2 separate regions of the Mus musculus genome follow, and region 1 is linked to region 2. Evidence: chromatin loops called from intact Hi-C (ENCODE). Cell type or tissue: heart. All regions are shown on one strand.

Region 1 (8,000 bases), 190 kb before region 2:
ATAGATCTGAATATATATACATATATATATGTATATATATATGTGATATATGTATATGTGTGTACATATACACATATACATATATCAGATATATAGCAACCAGAAAGCATTTCTTTCTAAATGTACATATGTGTGTGTATATTTCTAAATGTATATGTGTGTGTGTGTGTGTATAATTTTTAATACAAAAAAGGCAAGAATATTAGTTGTCTGTCTCCACATAACAAATTATTAGAAAATTTAATGGCTTAAAAATGATAATGAACATTTTTTTATTCCTCACAATTTCTGTGAGGACTGAGAAGCAATTTGGCTGGCTGGTTCTGTTGGGAGTCTGCTACAAGGCCACAATCAATATATTGACCAGGGCTAAAATAATCTGCAAGCTTTATGGGCAGGGGCAGGGTAACGAGCATCTAATATTTGCACCCGGCCTATTGGCATATATCTCACAACCAGCGAGGTTGTGGTGGGAAGGCTTGATTCTTTAGCATGTGTGTCCCTCCTAACAGCTAAGTGAGCAGTAACCTAGGATACAAAAGGGAAGTTGAAATGTATCTTATCCTCTGACCTTGAAAAGAACAGAAGTATCTCTTTCTGATGAAGGGGGGGGGGGATCCCCAGGACACAGATAAGCTCAACACAGGGGAATCACCAGGAGTCATCTTGTCACTCATCACTCTTGGGGCCCTTTTCCTATGGTTTGGTTGCCTTGGCCAGCCTGCATGCGACAGGTTTTGTTTTATCTTATTATATTGTATTTTGTCATGTTAAAAAAAAAATAGAACGGAAAAAGTCACTGTTAGTGAATTTTGAGTTGATTAGCAGTGCTCACTAAAAGTATTTTGAAAACTACAAGGTGATCACAGGGGGAAATTAAACTAACATTTAAAAACAAAAACAAAACTTAAATGTTTAAGGTGTGCTCAGTCTCCGGCTGGTGGTGTGCTAGGCAGAAATGTGGCACCTTGGAGAGGTGGGAGGTGGTCAGGACATTGGGGCCGTGCCCTTGAAGGTCACATTAGGATTCCTGTGTACTGCCCGTACACGAGGTGAGCGATTCTGCTCTATCAGATTTCTCATTGTGTTACCCCCTCCCCCTTTACTGCAGTCCCAGAAATAATGACGTCAAGACCGTGACCTAAAGTCTGTGAAGTCATCAGCTGAAGTAAGCCACCCTGCCTTTAAGTTGATGTTGTTAGGTACGCTGTGATGGAAAGCAAACGAAACGTGAACATAGTTTCGCCAGACTGTGATGGGTGATGTGCACTGTGGCACTGGACTGTGCTAATAAGTAAATAGCAAGTTTGTTTCATAAGCTTAGAAACATCTGTTCTGGGCGGGGCATGAGATCGCTGAAAGATGGAGGAAAGGAGAAACAGCAGTAACAAACCTCCAAACCAACAGGCCCATCCCCCAGCCAGGGACTGGAGAAGAGAGAGGGTGATGGGAGAGAAACAGGAAAGCAAGCAGCCTGTCGTTGCTGCTGTGGTGGTGCACAGCTGTAATCCCAGCACCTGAGGGATGAAGGCTGGAGGACCAGGTCAAGGCCGTTAAGGGGGTTCTAGGCTAGCCTGGATTACAAAACATTCTGTCGCAAAACTCAAGCTACCGACAAACATGAGATGGATTAAAACAAAACAATTTAAACCAGAGATAAACTAGAAGATGTAACTGAGATACAGACCGTAGGCATTAAAAAGGTGGGAAGGCGGTCCTAGCACCAGAGACAATGCGAGAAGACTGCCAGACAAAGAGAGAACTTTGCATTTTTACACAGTGAATGCATGGGACAGCCCCTCTGCCCTTGTGCACAGTTTCATTTTCCTAGGTTTCAGTCTCGTGTAGTCATAGTCTAAAAATGAATGGAAAATGACAGATAATGACCCTTTCTAAGTTTAGAGTTGTGTGTGTCATGAAACCGTTCACTCTGTCCCTCTGTCTCACTGAGGACATCCCCCCTGTCCCCTGTGGTGTGCAGTGCATCCAGGCCATATACACTGCCCTCCTGTTCATCACTCTGTACCTTAGTGTTCCAGAGCGGCAAGGTACCGATACAGAAGAGTCACCAGGGCAAAGCCCGCGGATTTAACTCTGATGCTATGTGGCAATAACGTGTATTTAGCTTTTGGCCCTAGTTGTGGTCGAGGCATCCACTGGAGGTCTGGGAATGTGGTTCTGCAGGAGGTTCAGAATGTATAATACGATTTCACATGCGCTTTCTCATAGGCTCCATATAAGAGTCCAGATGGATGGTTTCTTATTATCCTTTATGTATGGAAGAAGAAAGTATAATGAAAATGGCTCGGTGACAGGCAAAGTGGTACATTTATTGGTAGAGATTCTCATAATTAGAATACTTTATATTAGATTGAAAATTTGAAACCATGCAACACTCAGCCATTCCAGGGAAAATTAATAATGATGTTTTTAGACATCTTTAATTTCTTTCACATATGGACTAAACTGATGAGATTGGACTTCCATATTTCCAAGAAGACGAAACAGAATGGCAAACTCTGATGACACTCTGAAATTGGTCATAGATTCTTCAGTTCCTAGAAAAGCTGCTGGCTGTTCCAAACTTATTTTCCCCAGCCTAAGAGAAATCAGAAAAATATATCTCTCCCCAAACAACAAAACTCCAATAAAAAAACCAACCTCCCCCAAAAAAATCTCCAAACCCCTTCCTTCCCCAAGAATAAAACAAAAAAAACGAAACAAAACAATAAAAACCAAACGAAGTTTATAATCTAATTCAAAGTGCGGTGTCCTTTTATTCTTTTCCGTGTGTGTGTGTGTGTGTGTGTAATAGAAATAATATATGTATTTCACATGTCCAATGGCATGTGACACTTTTTAAAGCACCCTAGGTGGTAGGAGAAGAGAAAATAGTATGGTCACAATTCTTGAGAAACTCCAGTGGAAACAACGTCACTGGACACATGTGGCTTGTCTTTGGCTGCTCTGTGGGTTCTTTTCTCTTCCACACTTTCAACCCCTAACACTGGATAAGAGAGAGAAAATGATAGAGAGGAAAGGAAAGAGATCCCTACATAAAGTCAGGGGTCAGAGAGGGGCAGTGTTATCATTAGACTACTTCCTGCTGATTAGAGGCATCAGCTCCTTGGGGCAAGCTTGATCTTCACTGTCAGGGTAGCTAATTTCTTCTTGTTGTTGTTTCTTTGTGCTCAAGTACTTAACAAACTGCAACCAACAACAGCCTACCAACAACCACAACCAATTAACAACCACCAACCTACCACCAAACTACCAACAACCCACTAACAACCACAACCAACAATCCACAAACCTCTTGGAACTTAGATTCCAGAAGTCATACAATTGAAGAAACTATCAGCAGCTGGCAAAATCACACCCCTGCCAGAGCATGAGGCAAATCATAGTCAGCTGCTGAGGACAAATAGAAGCAGCTCCATATCTCACACCTGGGATTAAAATGAAAACACTTATAATATTTCTGTGATTTTTTTTTAAAAAAAAGAAACCAAAATTCCAAAATTGTCACTACAGATATGTGTAACTGTTCCGAACATTTTACACCATCGTGATGAAATCAGAACAAGTCCCGGGAGTGGCAGGTGCTGGCCTATAAGACTGTCTTCATTTGGCAAAGGTCGAATCAGGATTTGAAATCCGGTTTCGGCTGAGTTGAGCGGACTGGACTTTTTGGCATGGCAGAGGGCAAGTGAGGTGTCTTTAGTGATCTGGGTGACTTGGTTTTAACGAATTGAACCTGGGTAGGTAAGTTTTAAGGCACAGCCTGCTGCTTCAACTTTTGAAAACATGAAGTATCTTTAACTGTGTAGGCCACACTGGCCTTGAACTCACTACCCTCCTGCTTCAGCTTCTCAAGTGCTGGGATTATAGGCTTGCACCAGCATGTTTGGCTTGGTTCATGTTCATGTACTCTATCTATCTATCTATCTATCTATCTATCTAGTTTGAGATAGGGTCTTATGTATCCCAGGTTGGTTTTGAACTCGCTATAGAGCTGAAGATGACCTTGAACTTTTGGCTCTTCCTGCCTCTACATCCCAAGTGCTAGGATAGATGTACATCACCATGCCCAGTTTTATGAAGTGTTGGGGATGAACCCAGGGCTTTAAGCATGCTAAGCAAGCATCCTACCAGCTGAGCTGCATCCCAAGCTTCTGGTTTAGTTCTTCCTGGCAAGGCTTTCTTTGTATCCTTTCCATGAAGCACATGGTGGGCTTTGTGCCTCTGATTGTCATCTAGCCCTTCGGAAAAGCATCTTGGCACTGTAGGTCAACTTGCATCCAGGTACAAGGATTGCTCTTTCGCTGTACAGATCAAGTCTCTGTAAAAGCAGCCCCCCTCCAACACAGGACATGTAGATTGCAGAAAAATTTGAAAATCTAGGATGTGAGGAGAATCTATAGTCATACTATAGGTTTGTGCATTTCCTTACATTTTTATATCACATATACCGAAATGACTTGTCTCAATTTTGTCTATCTTCTATAAGATGACTTTTTTCTTAAATTTATAACACTGTATAGGAAGTGCTATACAGTGTGTATTTTTCTATTTTTGTGCTATATATTGTGTGCATGTGCAGATGTGTGCTCCTGTCTTTTGTGTGTTCTATTCTGTGTGCGTGTACAGATGTGTAGGCCTGTTTTTTGTGTGTTCTGTACTGTGTTCATGTGCAGATGTGTGTGTCTTTGTGCACTCACGCAGGGGTCAAAACAGGATATTAGTGTCTTCTTCTATCACCTTGCCTTACTGCCTTGAGACAGAGTTTCTCATGGAACAAGGAGCTCATGGTGTTTGGCTAGGCTGGCTGCCTAGGCAGCTTTCAGAAACTACCCATCTCCTGGTTCTCCCTACCTCTCCCCACTCCCAATTATGGGGTTGCAGGCACACCCAGCAACATCTAGCTCTATTATGTAACTGCTGGGGGTCCAAACCCAGATCCTCACGGTTGCAGACTTGCACTTTTACCCACTGAGCCGTCTCTCCAGTCCATTTTGGGTTTTGTAGCCGGATCACACTCCATAGTCCAGGCTTGCTTAGAACTCACGATCCCTAGTAGCTTAGCCTCCTGAGTGCTGGGATACCATAGATGAGTATTACTATGCTCAATGGAAAAAGCACACTCTTAACCATTAGACAGGGGGATAAATTTAAGCCTGATTTTAATGGGTATATATCCTGAAACGTATGTATAATACACGCATAATGTATGTGTGTATGTATGTACATTCTGTCAGTAATTCATGTACTGATGTTCCTGTTTCTGAGGCTGTTTGGAATGTTCACTACAATATGTCACCTGTGAGCACATATCTCTAATGATTCCTTTAAAACAGATGTTTAGAAATGGAATCGCTGTGACAAAAAGTGCAGACGTTTTAAAGCACCCCGCACACCGAGAAGGCATTCTTATGAGAAGGCTGTACCAATTTTACATCTTTAAAAATATTTTCACGCCAGGTGGTGGTGGCGCACGCCTTTAATTGCAGCACTGGGGAGGCAGAGGCAGGTGGATCTCTTGAGTTTAAGGACAGCCTGGTCTGCAGAGGGAATTCAGGACAGCCAAGGTTACACAGAGAAACCCTGTCTCGAAAACCAAAAATACAACACAATACAACAACACAACAAAACAAAAATGTACATTTACTTATTTAACATGTGTGTGTGTGTGGTGTGTGTGAATGTATGGTGTGTTCGCACATGCCAAGGCTCTTGTGTTGATGTTGGAACCCAGCATATGACCCCTGTGGGGTCGCAACACACCGGTTGAGAACCATGGCTGTAGGGTCGACTTTAACAAGCGACAGCCATGCCAGCCGAGCTGGCCGACCTTTGCAAAACTCTCTTCCCCGTCACTGATTAGCAGGTGTCTCCATGATACCCAGGCGGTACAGTTCTTCTCTTCTTGCAAATTCACTTATTTTTTTCTTTTTTTGAGATGTTTTCTAAAAACCACTGACTGTGGCAATAAGGCCAAAACAGAAGAGAATTTCCTTACATTCCTGTGTGTACTGAGGTGTGTGTACGGCAGTCAAAGGACAGCATGCAGGGGGTGGGGCTCTGGCTCTCCTTCCACCCCGTGGTTCTGGGAAGTGAACTCATGTCCCTCTGGCTTGGCCACAAGGGCCTTTACCTGATGAGCCATTTCACCGGTCTGAGAATTTCTTAGATTCTCAAGACTTGTGGGAATTGTGAATGGCTGCTTGACATTTCCCTAGTCATTGCTTTAGAACTTCCAGAGTCAGGAAGAAGAGAATCAATGAGCTAGGCTGAGCCATCACATTCCTAGTTTAAGTATTTCTAGAAGCAGCACAACTTTGTGCATGTTTTAAATGGCACGTATTTTTTAAAATGGTGATTAAGTCAACCCATGAGCTGTTGTATTTAAATGTGGCCCCTGACCTCAGCTTGACCTTCTCTTAGCTAGAACAAACAGTCCCCCCTACCTGTCTGTTACTTCCTCCTGGCTGACAGTCCTGGAGAAGGAGCCTTTTATTCTTTTTGGCTTTTTGGACACAGGGTTTCTCTGTGTAGCCCTGGCTGGCCTGGAACTCACTGTGTAGAACAGGCTGGCCTCAAACTCAGAGACCAGCCTGCCTCTGCCTTCTGAGTGCTGGGTTAAAAGGCGTGAGCTACCACTAGCCCAACAAGAAGGAGACTTTTAATTTCTGTTCTCCAGCAAGATCTTGAGGAAAAACCTGATACTATGGATGGGAGAGGGCATTCTTTTAGCAGTGGAAGAAAGTCCAGAGGAGATGACTCAGATGTAAGCAGGTGAAAAGGCTGGGACACTCCCCAACGCCTTCACAAACCCTGATGCTTAGAAACAAGTGGCAGGGCTGGGTGTGGTGGCGCATGCCTTTAATCCCAGCACTTGGGAGGCAGAGGCAGGCAGATTTCTGAGTTTGAGGCCAGTCTGGTCTACAAAGTGAGTTCCAGGACAGCCAGGGCTACACAGAAAAACCCTGTCTCGAAAAACCAAAAAAAAAAAAAAAAAAAAAAAAAAGAAAAAGAAAAAGAAAGAAAGAAAGAAAGAAAGAAAGAAAGAAAGAAAGAAACTGGGGAGGTGGGGTGGGGATGGGGGGATTAGGGGGTTAGAGGAGGAGGGGTGGGGGTGGGGTAGGAAGAACTCATAAAAACCAGTAAGAAAAATGTAAACAGTGTAATATCTAAATGGACAAAGAAACATGAACAAATGTATCAGCAAGAAAAGTAGAATTATATATGTGTGTGAAACTTTTAATTTCTCCCCTTTTTTTTCTTTTTTTAACCCCTGATGGTTCTGGAGATGCATCCTGGGCCTCCCACACACATGCTAGGCAAGCACCCCTTCCCTGACACAGCCCGGGCCGTTCCAACTTCACTTTTAATCATGGAATTGCAGAGCGAAGCAACGAAGCACCATGCTTGATGGCTAGATTAAAAACAAAAACAAAAAAAAAAGTCATTTAAAAAAATGATGACAAAAAAAAAAAAAAAAAAAAAGACAGACCTTAAGGGAAAAAAAAAAAAATGACGACAAACAGCAAAGACTGTGACACATTGGGATGCCTTCTGGTACAGCTTTCTGGAAAGCAGCCTGGCAGTGTGCACTAAAGGCTTTTAACCTGCAGGGGCCCTTTGATACAGGAGTCCAGCTTCCAGAGACTTCTCCTAAGCAAAACAGCCCGAAAGGGAGGAGGGCCGTTTCCCCTCCCTGTTGTTTATCTTAAAGCCATTGCAAAGCGGTTGGTCCAGCAGTAAGGATGACTCACGGAGCTGAGTCACGAATCATCTAGATAGTAGGTTGTTTATGCATCCTTTAACATGATGGCAAAGCGATTAAAAAAAAAAAAAAAAAAGACAACCCAACATGCCCAAAATATTCAGAATGTGAAGCAAAAAGGCATCTGTGGAGTTGGCCTTTATGCTTATGGGTAGATAGATGGAAAAAGCTACTGGAAAGAGTACTTACCAATATGGGTAGATAGATGGAAAAG
Region 2 (8,000 bases):
AGGCCCAACTCATTGTGAGCAGTGTAACCTCTGAGGAGAGCAAGCCGGTAAGCAGCACTGCTCTGTGGCCTCTGCATCAGCTCCTGCCTATGGGATCCTGCCCTGACTTCTCTGGATGATGGACTGTGATATGGGACTATAAGCAAAAAATAAAACCTTTCCTCCACAGTTGTGTAAGCATATATACTTTAATACTTACTTTAATAAGGTTCAACCCCTCCCTCTAGCCCACCACCCACCAGAGGTAGTGGAAAAGAAAGGTTATTAGAATATGGGGGAAGTGGACCTGTTTAGAAACAGTTCTTTGGGGGGTAATTCCAATCTTTATTGCTCTCAGTCAGTCCACGAGCAAACACCAAACATGAATCAGCAGCTGCCATCCAGTCCACTCGGCAGACACCACACACGAATCAGCAAGGGCAGTTCAATCCAGGAAACCTCAAGGCTCACCAGTCAACCAGAGTCCGTGAAAGCATGGAAACGATAAAAAAAAATTGAGGGAATCTCACAAGAAATTCTTTGGCGCTTTTACTTCTATGATGTCACCACACGCGAAGCTCAGCAACTCAGAGTAAGGTGAACCAATACATGGATGTGGTCAGTGAAGACAAGTGAGACGGAGCAAGGTGAACCAATGATCGAGCTTCCACTGTCTGTGGGGTCACATTTATATTCTTTCTAAACATCATGTATCCTTTCATGTGTTTTCTAAAGCAAAATATCATTTCACCTGTGTCTGCTTCAGCAAACTATCATTATAACCAGAAATTTCCACTTTAAGTTGCTTTTGGCCATGGTGTTTTATCACAGAAATAGAAGCCCCGCTTAAGACAACAGAGCAGACCCAAGAGTGAAAATAGAAGGTAGCGACTCAGGAAGACGACATTGATCCTCTCTTCCTGAGCCAGTGATCCTGATCTTACATAGCTTCCAGCACTGTGCTAAAGCAACAGTAGACTTAATCGGGCACATGTTTAATAGAACCCTGGATTGTTGCAGAGTTACATGGCAATTAGGCTGCTTCCACGAGTGATTTGCTTATTGATTGATGTTGTTCATAGGTGCCTCGGTAGAGAGAGAAGCTCACCAAGATGCTAAGCCTTCATTTTCTGAAGGAGCAGAGGGGTACAGTCTCTCTGGGAAGACTGACACCCAGCTAGCTCACTCCAGTTACTTTATTCAAACATCATACAAGGTTAATTGGAGCTGAGAAAGACTCCATCTACCAAAGTTATCATGCCCTTTTCTGCTCACGATGGCAAGCAACCCACACAAATCTCAGTCCCTTTTGACCATGGTTAGCTATAATCAGAGGTAAGAACTCCAGGTTTGTAAAGAGCGTCTTAGGACCGAGATCAGTACAGCTGCAACCTCCCATAAAGCATCGAGTGCGGACCTACCAGAGAAACAACATTTCTCCAAGGTTAAAAAAATCTCATAACAATTTTCCAGCCTGTAATTGTTGACCCAAAGATATTAAAGGCTTTGCTGGAACATTTCAAAGTCAGACACAAAGGCTTTACTATACATTTCATTGTGTTTGCCAATATACCAGTTCTTTGAATCAGTTAAACCATACTTTGCTCCTCTCTGCCTACTTTGCTTCTCTAGTTGGGATCACTGGCCCTCACTGGTAATGTTGTCTTTATGCCACACAGGCACAGTGGACTCTACAATGACTCTTGCTCCAAAGAGGAAAATGGGCAGAGCCCATACATGTAATTAAGAAGGGTAAGGTTCAGCACTGTGTTCCCATCCTGGTGTTTGGCGTACCATTTGTTCAAGAATAATAGGCACCATCCCTTAATTACTCCCACTGAACGCATGGGAGGTCTTAGACGCTCACCTGCCCACAGGGAGGCATGGCTGTGCATTCTTAAAGCAGAGTAGAACAGAACTCTGAGTCCAAGGCTTGGTGGTCTTAAGACTGGGGTAGTGATGTCAGTGGCGAGAGGATGCATGTTACAGAAAGGACCATCTTCCGGCTTAATGTGTAAAGTGGCACACTGATTCGTCTGAGAATATGGGGACATTCCCAGACTAATAGAATCCCTGACTAAGTCAGTATCAGAACCTCTGAGTGACCTGTGGAAAGGCGGCTTACTTCAGGAAGAGGGAGTAGCAGTGGGGACACACACCCTCTTTATGGCAGTTAGGTGAATAGTTTCTGTTTGCTGGACACTGAACCTATGTGCAACTGCAGATGAAGCAACAGGAAAGTGGGAGATGCTAAAGCCAGCCGAGCGATCTGTTCTTCAGTCTTGAAAGTCCCTGATGAAAGCTATTTCAGAATGAGAAGATGTTCACAGTTGTTATGGCAACCAGCAAATCTGCTTGGCCACCGGAAACCCTTCCCCTAAAGACCACAATAGCTTTTGTTATGAAACGTGGGGACTTTATTTCATTTCCCCTATTATCTATTTTCAAAGTTGTCAACAGTAACAAATTCCTTAGTACCTGTGGCCCAAGTTCTGGGACAACCCTGAGCCCCACTACTTCCATCTGCACTGTAGTGTGTAACTTCAATCTTTGCTCCATTTATAGGGGGATAAAAATACCCATCATGCGTATTGAAAAGAGAATAGAGTCATTTACCTTTGCAGCCTTTTCATGGCATATTTGCTGTAGAGGACAAATACGTTTTCTTTGAAGTATTAATTCTAATTGAATGATGTTGGCCTTGCCTCTGTCAAGAAGGTTCTGAGACTGTGTTCCAACTCAGTGGTTGGGGATGAGGCAGAAGTGGCTTTAAAGTTCTATGTATTTGCTTCCTTGGTTTGGGGCATTACCTCATTGTTCCCTGTAATGACTTTTGGGGGTTTAGATGTCCAAAATTAGCTTGTTGGATGCTACTTGACTGGTGCTGACTCATGGAAGAAAAAGTTCTTATGTTCAAGGCTAAAAAGTATACCTTGATTCTTTTAAAACATCTCTCCCTCTCTCTCCCTTCTTTCCTTCTTTCCTTCCTTCCTTTTTACTGGCAGAAATGAGGGGTGTTCGTTGTTAAACGTTTGGCAAATCACACAGAAGTATCTGGAATAAAACAAGAGCACTCCACATCTCATAATGCCTACATAAATTAACATGGTGGCTGGAGGTTTCAAGCCTTTGATCTGATTTATTCATCTACTTATATTTTAAAATGGTTACTAGCTGCTGTGTGGAATGGGTTATGGACAGACACTGTGGATTCAGGGGGATCATTCTGGAAGCTCATGAAGAAGTCAAGTGAGGGGAGGCTGACCTAAAGGCAAATTCTGTGGCTATTTTGAAGGTGGAGACCACAGGACTTGTTAATGGACTGACTGTAAACTATGAGGGAAGGAAGACATGAAGAGATGGCTGTCCTGTCTTCTGGCCCTCTGCCTGGTGAAATGGTAGCCCCTTTACTGAGGTTGGGTGTGATGAGGAAGAAGCAGGGGTGTGGTGTTTGTGCGTGTTGGGGCAGGGGAGGTAGAGGAAGTTAGATTCTGTTATGAGAGGCTAAGTAAAGGTATCATACCGGGGTGAGCATTTCTAGGAGATACTTGGATATACACTAAAGGCCTGGGGGAGGAGAATGGAGACAGATATTTTATCAAAGGACCATCAGCACAGTAAAGCCACACAGGAGATGAGGTAAATGTAGTGAGTTAAGGGTGGACGAGGAGATGCCTCAAGGACAGAGACTATTTGAGGAGAGGAAGTTACAGCCTGGGAACCAAGAGTAGCCAGGAGCCAGGCTGAGACCCAAGGACAGTGCTCGAAGTAGCAGACAAGAGAAGAGTGTCCCCCTCCCATGAGAAAGGAAGTGCTTCCCCCTATCTTTGTACACATATACACATAGTATATTTTATGTATGCACACATACATATTTTATGTGAGGATATATAGATATATCCTCACATAAATATATATATTAATATTACAGATGATGCAACGGGCCTTACCAGGAATACTGTTTTTGGGGGTGGGTACTGAGAATCAAAGCTAGAGCCTTGCACATGGTAGACGAGTGATCTATTATTGAGCTATCTCCTAAATTTTTATTCTGAGGCAGTGTCTCTGCTGTTCAGCTAGTCTTGGGCTCATGCAGTAGCCCAAGTCTGGCTCTTTTGAAAAAAATGTCCTTCTGAGATACTATTCTGAATGACAACCAAGTATTCATTCTCTCTCTCTCTCTCTCTCTCTCTCTCTCTCAGTGTTTTCGAGACAGGGTTTCTCTGTATAGCCCTGGCCGTCCTGGAACTCACTTTGTAGACCAGGCTAGCCTTGAACTCAGAAATCTACCTGCCTCTACCTCCCGAGTGCTGGTATTAAAGGCGTGTGCCACCACAAGTATTCTATCTTTATAAATGACCATGAGAACAACATTCTATAGACACACCTGGTGTTTCTTCAGGCTAAATTCCCCAAGTGTAGACAAGACAACCTTTAAGGCTTTTGATACATGCTTTTAAATTGCCTCAGAAGGAGAAGTTTCTGGCAGGATGGTACCCCCCCCCCCGCACCCCGCACCACCCCCCCCCCCCCCCCCCGCCAGCAATCAGTTGAAACCATGTATCTGGTTTTATCTGGTTGTCACTATCACCATTCAAAATTGTGCGGGGGTTGGGGGGAGGATATGCCGTCTCGTTTCTACTTTATTTCCACTTGCATGACTTGATTACATTATGGAACCATGTCAGTCGTCTGTGTAAGCAGGGGGGTTGCTGAGGAGGGAGAAAGGCATGGTCTGAGCCAGTCTCCAGGGTGAGGGGTGGAGCAGATCTTTGTCAGCCCACACGCTGAGGTTCCCACAGCTCAAAGCTTCCTCCCTCTCGGTCGGCTTCCTGCGCCGCCCAGCCTAAGAAAGGGCGTGGTCACAGAGAAGCGGAGCATCTCTCCTCCGCCAGCCAGGCGCTCTGCTCACTTGCTAGGGGTGGAGGCTGTGTTGCCTTGTGAACCGCTGTCCACATTGCCCAATAGAACAACAAACACGGGCCAGGGCACAGGGGCGGCAGGCCCTGCATCCTGCGTCCTTTCCTCACAGGGCGGAGTCATTTCAGCTCCTGAGATTCCTTCATACAGCCTTGCTGGGCGTGAGCCCAGCAGAAGGGGAAAGACTGTTGTGAAATTGTGGGAGGACACAGCATCTCTGTTGGTGACAAGGGACAATTGCATCATGCTGTTAGGCTGCGATGTGGAAATCACAGATGCCCAGGAGATAGGAATCTTAAGAATGTGTGGGACATACAGATAGATGCCCCCCAAATGGGGACTGTGACCGTCTTTTATGAGCTATTTCTTATTTCACAACTTATTTCATAACCATCAGTTGGAACAACAACAACAACGACAAAAACCTTAAAAATGCAATTCAAGAGTTGTCTAAACAGCACACACGTCTGAGACGGGTTCTGTGAGAACCAAGAATGATTCTCGAGAAGAAAAGACCCTCAGACGACCCAGGTTCCAAATCCAAAGGAAAGCATTCTGTGAGGAGTGAAACGAAAATGGAAAAAGTTCAGTAGAGAACACGCTGTTGTCCAGTTTTTCGTTTGTTCGTTCATTTTGTTTTTCTGATAAGGTCTTGTGCCCTAGCACTGACTGTCCTGGAACTCACTACGCAGATGAGGCTGGCCTTGAATTCTGCCTCTTCCTGCTCTGCTGGGATTAAAGGCATAACACCACCAGGCCTGGTGCTTTTTAAATCATAAAGCAATGTACTGTTGTTATAAATGTGTCCCATTTAGCGGACTGAAAACGCTGAGTCACGGGAAGTAAAAGTTAGCTTCCTCCCGTCCTGTCAGGTCACTACCACCCTCCAATAACTTGGTGTCTATTTTCTAGAGACTTTATAATGCAACTTAAAATATTTATAATTATAATGTATGTACATTATAAGTTATTATATGTGTGATGTAGGTAATTATAGCATTTACGATGTTAGAGCATAGATGGTATTCATTAATCAAAGTATACTTTTGCTTTGATTATTTTTTCCATTAATTATTGTGTTTGTGAGAAAGAGAGTGGGTGTCACAGACCCTGTGTGGTGATCAGAAGACAACTTGTAGGAGTCACTTCTCTCCTACCATACACGGTGCTCCAGCTATCTAACTCCGGTCACCAGGTTTGGTGGCAATACCTGCCAAGCCATCTCCCTGCCCCAACATATTTTAAGAAAATGAGTTAATAATATTGAAATTCTGCAGCTTATTTTAATGTTTTTCTCTTAGCAGGTAGCTTTGCTTCATCTGTCTGAAATAAAGATCAAAACCAAAGCAAACCAAAAAACCAACAACAGCAGCAAAAACCCCAACAAACTAACAAGAAAAAAGAAAGAAAGAAAGAAAGAAAGAAAGAAAGAAAGAAAGAAAGAAAGAAAGAAAGAAAGAAAGAAAGAAATGAAAGAAATTGCTTTGAGCCACAGATACCAGATAGATTTACTCATCCCTTTTCCTCCTTCTTCTGTGTTCCCCCTTTCCCCCGGGGAACCACTTGAGGTGCTGGAGTGAAGGAACCACAATCCCTGCCCTCATATAAAGGCCATTTCCATGGAAAGAGGAGGGCAGTAAACAATGTAACACACAGTACAGGTGGCTGGCAGGGCAGGAAGGGCGCACCACAGGGTTAGGAAGAGCCTCCTTGGAAGGAAGCACTTGAGCTGAGACCTGGAAGGGAGAGAGGGCTAGAATCACATGACTATCTGGGGGAGGGCACCCCAGGGAAAGGGCATAGGAAGCCCAATCAACCTGGGAGGAGGAGGAGGAGGAGGAAGAAGAAGAGGAGGAGGAGGAGGGGGAGGGGAAGAGGGAGGGGGAGGAGGAGAAAAGAAGGAGAAGGAAGAGGAGGAAGATAAGAAAGAGCAGGAGGAAGAGAAGGAGGCAGAGAGGAAGAGGAAGAGAAAAGGGAGGAGAAGTTGTGGGAGGAGGAAGAGAGGAGAGAAAGAGGAGGAAGAAGAGGAGGAAGAGGAAGCACAGGAGGAAGAAAAGAAGAAGGAGGAGGATGGAGGAGAAAAAGAAGGAGGAAGAGGAGGAAAAGGCAAAGGAGGAGATGGTGGTGGATGGAGGAGGATGGAGGAGGATGGAGGAGGAAGAGAAGGAGGAGGAAAAGGAGGAGGAGGAAGAAGAGGAGAAAAGGGTGAAAAGGAGATGGAGGAGGATGGAGGAGGAAGAGAAGGAGGAGGAAAAGGAGGAGGAGGAAGAAGAGGAGAAAAGGGTGAAAAGGAGATGGAGGAGGATGGAGGAGGAGGAAGAGGAGGATGGAGGAGGTGCCATATGTAGAAAAGGAAATGAGTGTGGCTGGGAATGGTGAGAGCAAGGGATGGTAGGAAAGATCTGTAGGCTCCATGGGACATTTAGTGACACTGAGTAAGAGAGGATTTCTCTGAGGGCGTGAAGGGCACTCTGGATTCTGTTGAAAATAGAGTCTAGGAGGCTCTACAGAGCAGAGAAGAGGGCTCCGGTGAAGGGGTCACGGTAACACCACGGGGACATGGTGGGGTTATTATTGCCGTGGGGGCAGGGGCATGGTTGGATTCTGTGTACGTTTCCTGGGTAGAGACAAGAGGATCTGCTAATGGGTCAGGTGTGGGATGTGGGGCAAAGAATGAAGCTGCTGGTGACTTCTCAACATAAGGCAACATAGGAGGTTCTCTCTGAGAGATTGAGTAGTCAGTGGGAAACACAGGAGATGGCTGACTACCAGAATCAGAGCCAGAGGGCCAGCATGGGCTCCTTGTCCAACACATACGTGTCTCTGCTGGTCCTCAAGTCATACCCTGAGCCATCCATCTATCTTCCACCCAACCTGATTGCTTGTAACTGACTTTGATGATGAATCTGACAAACCCCAAGACTTGCTAAGGAGCTATGTAAGGTTTTGGGATACTCAGGCCTGTGCCAGTCTCGTCCTAGGGATAGCTGCTTCCCAGGAAGGGCTCACTAATTCATAGCTGGCTAGTCCCCGAAACATTTCTTTACTTCAAGGATCATGCTGCATGAGGGTTGGACACAGCACGAGTCACTCTTCACGCT

What was found. Hi-C counts contacts between places; a loop is a spot of excess contacts. Peaks named below come from ENCODE experiments on the same cell type or tissue, not always from the same donor. Only the 100,000 strongest peaks of a DNase experiment are listed, where the experiment ranks them.
Region 1: a loop joins it to region 2, with 2.2 times the contacts of the local background. A loop is called at or near these places in 8 of 42 quality-filtered maps.

What each region holds. Positions count from the first base shown.
Region 1 is chr10:117,908,769-117,916,768 of GRCm38, forward strand. It overlaps a transcript of Gm32605 not described here. Among named protein-coding and RNA genes, the nearest start is that of 4933411E08Rik, 13 kb to the right of the region's middle. In heart, a CTCF peak has its summit at 7,631; no DNase peak of the experiment used is centred here.
Region 2 is chr10:118,098,498-118,106,497 of GRCm38, forward strand. No RefSeq gene overlaps it. Among named protein-coding and RNA genes, the nearest start is that of Mdm1, 39 kb to the right of the region's middle. In heart, no CTCF peak of the experiment used is centred here; a DNase peak (open chromatin) is centred at 4,944; H3K4me3 peaks cover 875 bases; H3K27ac peaks cover 739 bases; H3K27me3 peaks cover 1,389 bases.